2 separate regions of the Homo sapiens genome follow, and region 1 is linked to region 2. Evidence: chromatin loops called from intact Hi-C (ENCODE). Cell type or tissue: GM12878. All regions are shown on one strand.

Evidence for each region. A loop is a pair of places that touch in the nucleus more often than their neighbours do. Peaks named below come from ENCODE experiments on the same cell type or tissue, not always from the same donor. Only the 100,000 strongest peaks of a DNase experiment are listed, where the experiment ranks them.
Region 1: it touches region 2 in a loop (3-fold over the local background); 2 of 110 quality-filtered maps call a loop at or near these places.

The regions. Positions count from the first base shown.
Region 1 is chr10:121,897,832-121,902,831 of GRCh38, reverse strand. ATE1 (arginyltransferase 1) reads left to right here. Exons shown (of 12, transcript NM_001001976.3): 6 at 212-441; 7 at 2,838-2,966. Among named protein-coding and RNA genes, the nearest start is that of ATE1, 28 kb to the left of the region's middle. In GM12878, a CTCF peak has its summit at 2,092 (motif pointing right); a DNase peak (open chromatin) is centred at 2,121.
Region 2 is chr10:121,751,611-121,756,610 of GRCh38, reverse strand. All of the region lies in intron 11 of ATE1 (arginyltransferase 1), which reads left to right. Among named protein-coding and RNA genes, the nearest start is that of FGFR2, 160 kb to the right of the region's middle. RefSeq lists an enhancer at 2,301-2,360. In GM12878, a CTCF peak has its summit at 2,702; DNase peaks (open chromatin) are centred at 1,741 and 2,290; H3K27ac peaks cover 1,524 bases.

The DNA of each region.
Region 1 (5,000 bases), 150 kb before region 2:
TGTGCTATTTACTTTCTCTAGCAACTCCCACTTCTAAGGTAGAATTTTAGATCCACTTACAGCTCTGTATCAGGATCCTCTGAAACATCTACCCCAAAGCTAGCCTAACCATTGAAACTCTTTGGACTTACACTGTAGAATCTTTGAGACATGTGAAAAAACTTTTCTAGAACCAAATGTGATTGGTCTAATATTTTAAAATTCTTTTTAGGCAAAGGGGCTGATTTGAGTAAGCCTCCATGTCGAAAAGCAAAGGAAATCCGGAAAGAAAGGAAAAGGTTAAAACTAATGCAGCAGAACCCAGCTGGAGAACTTGAGGGTTTCCAGGCTCAAGGTCACCCACCATCTTTGTTTCCACCAAAGGCTAAATCCAACCAGCCAAAATCACTCGAAGATTTAATTTTTGAGTCTTTACCAGAGAATGCATCACACAAGTTAGAGGTACTTTGGAGGACTTTTGTTGTTTGTTTTATTATGATTTTTTTTTGTTTGGGCATATCGTTTATTTTTATTTGAAGTTCTAATTAGTTGATGTTTGCTAGTTAAATAATGAGAATTTAAAAGAAATTAAAGAGAACTGGGAAGAAGTAACATTTGTATTTACTAAGTTAACTGCTGTTTGAGGGAAACTCCTTTTTTTTTAAAAGACTTTTTGAGAATACATAGTTGGCCACCAAACTTGTGAAAACAGTGTCAATTTTAGCATGCTACCTTGATTGAAATTTAATAGTTAAAATGAAAGAAATACTCTTTAAAATTGTGTTTTTAGCAGTTTTGGTTTAGATAGTGAAAGACAATAGATTACACAAGGCAAATCACTATTTCATCCATTATAATATTCTGATCTTGGTAAAGACAGCAAATGGTGTCATATACATAAGCCAGCAGTTAGGAATTATCTAAATAGGGCTAAATTGTACTGCTGAAATCCTCTCTCATTAGTGCCAAAACCACTTTGGGCATAATATGAATACTTTTAGAGCCAAATTCCTCCATTTTTCCAAATTTATTTTCGTTTCTAGATCAGATCAAGATTTCTCAGTATTAGTTTCTCATATATAAAATTCAAAAACAAGGGCTGGATGTGGTGGCTCACACCTGTAATCCTAGCACTTTGGTAGGCCGAGGCAGGTGGATCTCTTGAGGTCTGGTGTTTGAGATCAGCTTGGCCAACACAGTGAAACCCCGTCTCTACTAAAATATAAAAATTGGCCAGGCGTGGTGGCGTGCACCTGTAATCCCAACTCCTAGAGAGGCTGAGACACCAGAATTGCTTGAACCCAGGAGGTGGAGGTTGTAGCGAGCTGAGATCACACCACTGCACTCCAGCCTGCGTGACAGAGCAAAAGACTGTCTCAAAAAAATTCAAAAACATTAGCCATAATGATTTTTATCTTATTCTCATATGTGATTAGTAACTGGTCAGCCTTTGAATTTTGTAGCTTACTATCATCTAAAAATATCACTTATCACTGAAGTCCTGATAATAAAAATTAACTTTCATGCATTCTAAGCCTTAATTCAGTATATGTATTATCAGACGTAGAATTTAGCTTTTTTTTTTGAGACGGAGTTTCACTCTTGTTGCCTAGGCTGGAGTGCAATGGCGCGATCTCGGCTCACTGCAACCTCTGCCTCCTGGGTTCAAGCGATTCTCCTGTCTCAGCCTTCTGAGTAGCTGGGATTACAAGTGCCCACCACTACGCCCGGCTAATTTCTGATATTTTTAATAGAGACAGGGTTTCACCATGTCAGCCAGGCTGGTCACGAACTCCTGACCTCAGGTGATCACCCGCCTCGGCCTCCCAAAGTGCTGGGATTAGAGGTGTGAGCTACCTTGCCTGGCCAGATTTTAGCTTTTATAACTCCTTGGCTACTCTGATTTGGATACAGATTTTTTTGTCCTTCCAAAATTGTAAACAGAGTTGAATACACTACTTAAAATATTTTACAAGGTGTCTTTTATCTTTGATCATAAATAGTAATGTATTCAGGAGGCCAAGCACGCTTAACATAACAGTTCTCCAGTGGTTACTTGTACTTTTTGAATGTAATGATACTCAGGATGTATAGAGATCTTTTACCACTGGGTGTCGCTCTTTCTTCATAGAATTACGTCTCACGGCACACATGTCCAGTTTCCAGCTGTTTTCATTGCATTGCATTTGACTGTTTTACTGTTCTGTTTTGCTAATACATTTTAAGTGGCTAGTAAATAATGTTAAAGTAAATGTTAGCCATTACTGCGTGCAATTACTGTTTTAAACTTATCCTTATTTTACAAGGTTACTTGACCAAGATGGTGACATTGTAAGATTTGAACAAAGGAAATGTGACTTCAGAGTCATGGTTGTTAACTATGCTATGAAGTAGGAAAACTTTATGAGGTCTTTTTAACTCAAACAGTCAAGTTTTAAGTTGAGGGTTAGCAATGATGAATGAGTGGCCAAAAAATGTATTCATATTTTTAGTCTTTCTTAGAATTACTGGTAGTTGTGCACAACTAGAGGGTATTTATTTGTGTGTGTATGTGTCGTGTGTGTACGAGTGCTGGAAATACTCTGCCAGTTTACAGTAGAGGCAGGCTTACATAATTCAGTCATGAAAGCTGAGGCTTATAGTTTAGAGGGGATCGTCCTCTTCTTAATGAGTCTGTAAGTTACAAAAATAACTTTTTTCTTTATTTACTAACTGGTTGGTTTTTAATATTAAAATATTTAGGTGCTTTAATAATTGTTGAAACTTGGTTTCTTGGATGGGAGTTACTCTTAATGCATATTCCACAGAATGAATAAATGAATGAATTAGTAAACTTGTTTTTTTAACTGCTTCTGAAGGTGAGGGTGGTGAGATCATCTCCACCAAGTTCGCAGTTCAAAGCCACACTTCTGGAGTCTTACCAGGTCTATAAACGTTACCAGATGGTTATTCACAAGAACCCACCTGATACGCCAACCGAAAGCCAGGTCAGCAGGCCAAGTGTAATTTTCCTGTGCAAACAGAGCTTTCCCTTCCACTTAATATCATTTAATGAAATCTTGGTTTATTTGTGCTACATTTTATTTGTGTTCAATTTGCAGCATATCTGCAAAGACCTAAGACTGAATTAATGGACATTCTGAAAGTGCAAATTTTACCTAGTGCCATGTTAAGTACCAGCCATGTATAATTTCAGAGTCAAAGTAACATGTAAAATTATTTAAAGTCACTATTTTAGATGCATTTATCTAAAAGATAGTAATAGAGCTCTAAATTAAAATACCTGTGAGGAAAACTCAGGAAACTATATTTTTATGGTAGATACGTACTTTGCCTAACATGATTTTAATGCTTTATCTGTATTTGAAAGATGTATGTAGGAATAATTGATCCCAGTTAAATTATTCTTTATTAATGTGCTACCCTTGCACAATTGAGTGGGACTAAAAAAGGAAGATAGTAGAACATTTTAATAGAAGAACTCATATGCTAATAATTTTGTAAGTTAAATGACCCAAGAAAAATCTGTAAAGGAAAAAAGCTTAAAACACTTAGTATAAGTAGAGGTGGCAAAAGTAGCGATCATCACCATGATTAACAACAATATTGACTCTAGTTTATGCAGAAAACTACAATTAGTGGAGAGAGAGAAAAAAAAAAGAACAAATTGTTGGCTCTTATGAGGTTGAGATTTTCATAAGTTTTAGTACAGTTAGCACTTCGGTCTCTGCACCCGTCTGCCTCGTCTAAGGTTTCTTTTCATGACAAATTCGAGTTCGAGCTTTGGCGTGGATTTGTGGAGATCTTACTGTAGCCTCACCTTCAGAAGCATATCATCAGAGATGTTTCAATAGCATTTGCTTGTATTTTCCTTGCTCTGAAGGTGAGGTTAGTACCTGTCTCCTTTGAGGACCCAGAGTTCAAGTCGTCTTTCAGCCAGTCCTTTTCTTTGTATGTCAAGTATCAAGTGGCCATACACCAGGATCCACCCGATGAATGTGGGAAGACTGAGGTATTGTTAACTGTTGTTTTCTGTGTTGATAAGGTTGTCTGGGAAGAAGTATAATATATACCATTTTCTTGTCAGGTGGAGCTGATGACCCTTTCAGTGTGTATTACTGAACTTCTGTGAACACTCACATGACTCATACATGTGAGCATTTTAAATCCTTAGAAAAAAGGATTGCAAATTCAGGATGCGTTCTTAGTGTTTTCTCTAGGAACCTGAAAGTAGTGGTTTATAAGGTCAGTCATCCACTCTAGGTCAACAGTCATTTACTGAGTGCCCATCGTGTGCCAGACTGTGCACCACAGAACAAAAGGAGTCTCTGTCTTCAAGAAATTGATAATCAAATGGGAAAGACAGACCAATAAGCAAAAATACCTTAACAACAAGTGAATTAGAAAGAAATACCTACACCTAACCTACCGAACATCATAGCTTAGCCTCGCCTGCTTTACACATTCTCAGAACACTTATAATCTGCAGTTAAGCAGAATCATCTAACACAAAGCCTATTTTATAATAAAATGTTGAATATCTCATGTAATTTATTGAATACTGTACTGAAAGTGAAAAACGGAATCGTTTTCCATCATTGTAAAGTTGAAAAAGCATAAGTCCAACCATTATAAGTTGGGGACCTTCTGTTAGATATAATATGGTTTAACGGGCGTTTATTGAGGGTCTGTCTTTGTCAGTCTTGGGATATTGAAATGAATGAGATGGCATCGTTGTCACAGTAGAACCATGGTATGTTGGAAGAAAGAGGCCAACAGATGCAGAAGAATTAGAGTTTTGATTTTTTGACTGCTTTTGTTTTTTTAATGACACGATGTGTAAGCTAAAAAGAGAGGGTTAATACAACAGGAGTTAATGCTGCATGTTCCCTGAGAAAGGGCTCACTTCCCAGATCCCCCAGAGTCTTCTGGTTAAAGTGTCATTTGCAGACCTGCAGCATCAGCAGTACCTGGAACACAGACTCTCAGTCCTATTCATTCAACATCTACTTTTTTTTTTT
Region 2 (5,000 bases):
AATTGGGGTTTGGGAACCTCTGCCTAGATTTCAGAAGATGTGTGGAAATGCCTGGATGCCCAGGCAAAAGTTTGCTGCAGGAGTGGGGCCCTCATGGAGAACCTCTGCTAGGGCAGTGCAGAAGGGAAAGGTGGCATTGGAGCCCTCCCACAGAGTCCTTACTGGGACACCGCTGGGTGGGGCTGTGAGAAGAGAGGGTCACTGTCCTCCAGACCCTAGAATGGCAGATCTACCAACAGCCTGCACTGTGCACCTGGAAAAGCTGCAGACACTCAACGCTAGCCTGTGAAAGCAGCAAGGAGGGAGGCTATACCCTGAAAAGCCACAGGGGCGGAGCTGCCCAAGACCATGGGAACCCACCTCTTGTATCAGAGTGACCCGGATGCGAGGCATGGAGTCAAAGGAGATCATTTTGGAACTTTAGGATTTGACTGCCCTGCTGGATTTTGGACTTGCATGGGACCTGTAGCCCTTTTGTTTTGGCCAATTTCTCCCATTTGGAACGGCTATATTTACCTAATGCCTGTACCCCCATTGTATCTAGGAAGTAACTTAGTTTTGATTCTACAGGCTCATAGGCAGAAGGGACTTGCCTTGTCTCAGACGAGACTTTGGACTTGGACTTTGGGGTTAATTCTGAAATGAGTTGAGATGTTGGGGGACTGTTGGGAAGGCATAATTGGTTTGAAAATGTGAAGATACGAGATTTGGGAGAAGCCAGAGGCGGAATGATATGGTTTGGCTCTGTGTCCCCACCCAAATCTCATCTTGTAGCTCCCATAATTCCCATGTGTTTTGGGAGGGACCCAGTGGTGAGTTATGGGGGTGGGTCTTTCCCATGCTGGTCTTATGATAGTGAATGGGTCTCATGAGGTCTGGTGGTTTTAAAAATGGGAGTTGCCCTGCACAAGCTCTCTGCCTGCCACCATCCATGTAAGACATGACTTTGCTCCTCCTTGCCTTCTGACATGATTGTGAGACTTCCCCAGCCACATGGAACTGTGAGCCCAATTAAGCCTCTTTCTTTTGTAAATTGCCCAGTCTTTGGTATGTCTTTATCAGCAGTGTAAAAACGGACTAATACACAACATTTTTTATTTTTAAATTTCAAATTTACAGGAAAATGACAAGAATAATACAAAGAACATATGCATACCCTTCACTCAGACTCCCCAGTTATTAACGTGTTACCACATTTGCCTTATCACTTTTTCTGTTTTACTCTGTATTTTTTTCTAAACCATTTGAGAATAAGTTTCTGATATATTGCACCACTGTCCTTCAGTATCCCAGTGTGTATTAGCTGAAAACAAGGACACTTTTTTTTACATTACTAGACATGGCCATCAAAACCAGGAAAGTAACATTGAGATGTTACCATCTAATCCACACACCCTGTACAAGTGTTACAGATTTTCCCTGTAATGTCCTTTATAGCACAAAAATGCATACACACATACACAAGCCTATGTTACTTTTCTCTCTGTTTTTTTAGACCTAAGGTTCAAGTGAGGATCCTGTGTTACATTTATTGTTGTGTCTTTTTAGGCCCCTTTTGTCTAGAACAATACCATAGTATATCCTTGTCTTTTGTTACCTCGATATTTTTGAAGAGTCCAGTCACTTTGTAGTTTTTCATTTGTGTTCATCAAGTATTTCTTTGTAATTAGATTCAGGTCACATAGCTTTGGCAAGAACACCCTAGAAGTGATGCTGGGTTTGTATTGCATCATATCAGGAGGTATACAGTGTTAATTCATCTCTGTACTGTGACTTGAATTTTTATCACTTGGGGAAGTGGAATGTACCAGGTTTCTCCACTGTAAAGTTGATAAGTATTTTGTACATGTTAATAAGTAATTGGTAAATATTTTGTAGAAAGCTGTCCTGAGATGGTGTAAATATCCTATTGTGTCAGACTTATATCTACTGGTTTTTACATCCATTGACGATTCTTGCCTCAATCACTTATTACTGAGATGGCTGCCAAATGATGATTTTCTAATTCTATCACTACTTCTACTTTTATTAGTTGGCATTCTACAATAAGGAAAAGCAGTCCTCTTTCCCTGTTTGTTGTTTATATTGACTCACGGAATCTCATTCTAATCAATGTGTTATAAAATTGTTACTTTCATTATTTATTTTGAATGCTCAAATTGTCTCAGATTTGGCCAGTAGGAGCCTTTTCAGGGTGACTCATGTTTTCTTTTGACAAGTCCCCATCATTTTTTGAGCACTTCCTTTCTGGCACAAAATATTTCAGACTCATCTTATACTTTCTCTGACTCAGTTCTATAATTAGTCACGTCTCCAAGGAGCCCTAGTTATTTTTTGTGAAGAGTAATATTCAGAATACAAGATGTGAGTAATAAGTATGCTCATTGCTACCGGGGTTTCATTGCTTCTAAGCCCTCTCAGCAGACAGATCTAGGCAATATATGTGAGTTTATACACATACGTTTATATCTACCTGTGTATCTGTATGTCTATATCAGGGTATAAAAGTCATGGGTTTTCACCAGTATCTGGAATTTTAATCCAGCACAACAGTTTGTTCTAGTCTTCTCCTTTTCCATACTTGTAGCTCCATTCTCTGACTGAGAAATCTGGCCTCCCCATTTTCTCAGTATATTTATTTATATGCTCAGTTCCCTTGTATGTAACTAATTTCTTGACCACATGGGGCAGAATTGGCCCAGTCCTGCCAGCCTGAACTCACAAATGTCTCTTTGGCCCAGCCCCAGCACATAAACCAACTTCCCTCTCATCTTTGAGAAATCCTGTAATAGCATGTTTTAATTTACGTTTCTTTCATTATATTCTATGAGTTTTTAAGCCTCGCCTTTATTAGGATAAAGATAAACGGTGAAATAGGAAGTGTCTAAGATGAGTATTTAGGGGTCAAAACATAGAATAGAAATTTGAGAGTCCTTATTCATCATCATAAGAGATTTTATTAGCATTTTACTTGGCCAGTATTTACAGATCCTACCAGCAGTATATGTGCTGAGGTGATAAAGTTGATGTGATTTTTTTGTATGCAATTGCCTGATTTTTGCATTCTTTCTGCTTTTCTCTGGTGACCTTTTACTGGACTTTGATACCAAATGACCATAATATCAAAATTAACCTGGAGTTCTTTCTGGCTAGAATCATCTTGATAAATTATATAATTTATATTTTGTTATGTGACTTTTGGGAGCCAATGTTGTTTTTAATCAACATATCATGAGTTTAACTAAATTGCATAGATTTTTTTCCTTTGAAATATTATATTTTAGCCATGCCAGTTCAGCAAGAAAATGAAATAAAAGGCATTCAGATTGGAAAGGAAGAAGAAACACTGTCTCTATTCTCAGATGACATGACCTTGTACATAGAAAATCCTAAAGAATGTAAAGAACTATCAAATAAAATGAGTTCAGCATACACAGAAATCAATTTTATCCTACACACTTAAACAGTGAGCAATTTAAAAATGAAATTATCAACAGTTGCGTTTACAACAGCATTAAAATAGAATTGTTAGGAATAAATTTAACAGAGCAATGCAAAAATTATATTCTGGAAAATACAAAACATTGTTCAAAGAAATTACAGAAGACCTAAATAAGTGAAGAAAACATCCCATGTCCATGGATCAGGAGACTTAATATTGTTAAGATGGTAGTACTCCTCAAATTCATTTACAGATTCAGAGCAGTGATCTATTAAAATCCCAGCTGGCTTCCCTGCAGAAACTGACAATCATAAAATTCACATGGAAATGAAAGGAACCCAGGATAGCCAAAACAATCTTTAAAAAGAATAATAAAGTTAACACTATGTGGTCCTGGCATGCAGGTAGACATACAGATCTGTGGACTAGAGTTGAGAGTCCAGAAATAAACCCTCATGTTTATGGTCAGTTAGTTTTCAAAAAGGATGCCAAGACAATTCAGGGAAAAGGATACAGCCTTTCAACAAATGGTCCTGCATCTTTCAAAAAAATGAAATTGGCCCCCTACTTCACACCATATACAAAAATTAAAATGGGTTGGACCTAAATGTAAGAGCTAAAACTATAAAATTCGTAGAAATGCCAGGTGCGGTGGCTCACGCCTGTAATCCCAGCACTTTGGGAGGCTAGGGCAGGCAGATCACGAGGTCAGGAGATCGAGACCATCATGGCTAACATGGTGAAACCCTGTGTCTACTAAAAATACAAAAATTAGCCAGGCGTGGTGGCGGGTGCCTGTAGTCCCAGCTACTCGGGAGGCTGAGGCAGGAGAATGGCATGAACCCGGAAGGCGGAGCTTGCAGTGAGCAGAGGTTGCGCCACTGCACTCCAGCCTGGGCGACAGAGGGAGACTGCGTCTCAAAAAAAAAAAAAACCTTAGAAATATAAATTGGAGTAAATCTTTTTTTTTTTGAGACAGAGTCTCACTCTGTCGCCCAGGCTGGAGTGCAGTGGCGCAACCTCGGCTCACTGCAAGCTCTGCCTGCTGGGTTCATGCCATTCTCCTGCCTCAGCCTCCCTAGTAGCTGGGACTACAGGCGGCCGCCACCGTGCCTGGCTAATTTTTTTGTATTTTTTTTAGTAGAGACGGGGTTTCACCCTGTTAGCCAGGATGGTCTCGATTTCCTGACCTCACGATCCATGCGCCTCAGCCTCCCAAAGTGCTGGGATTACAGGTGGGAGCCACCACGCCCGGCCACATTGGAGTAAATCTTCATCACCTTGCACTGGGCAGTGTTTTCTTAGATATGATACAAAAAGCACAGGCAACAAAAGAAAAAAAATTGATAAATTGGACTTTACCAAAATTTAAAACTTTTGTCCTTTCAGAGACCCAGTCAAGAAGGTGTGAAGATAATTCACAGAATGAGAGAGTGTATTTCCAAATAATGCATTCAATAAGGATCTAGTAACCAGAATATGTAAAGAATTCTGACAACTCAATAAAAAGACAACCCAATTAACAATGGGCAAATGATTTAAACAGACATTTCTAAGA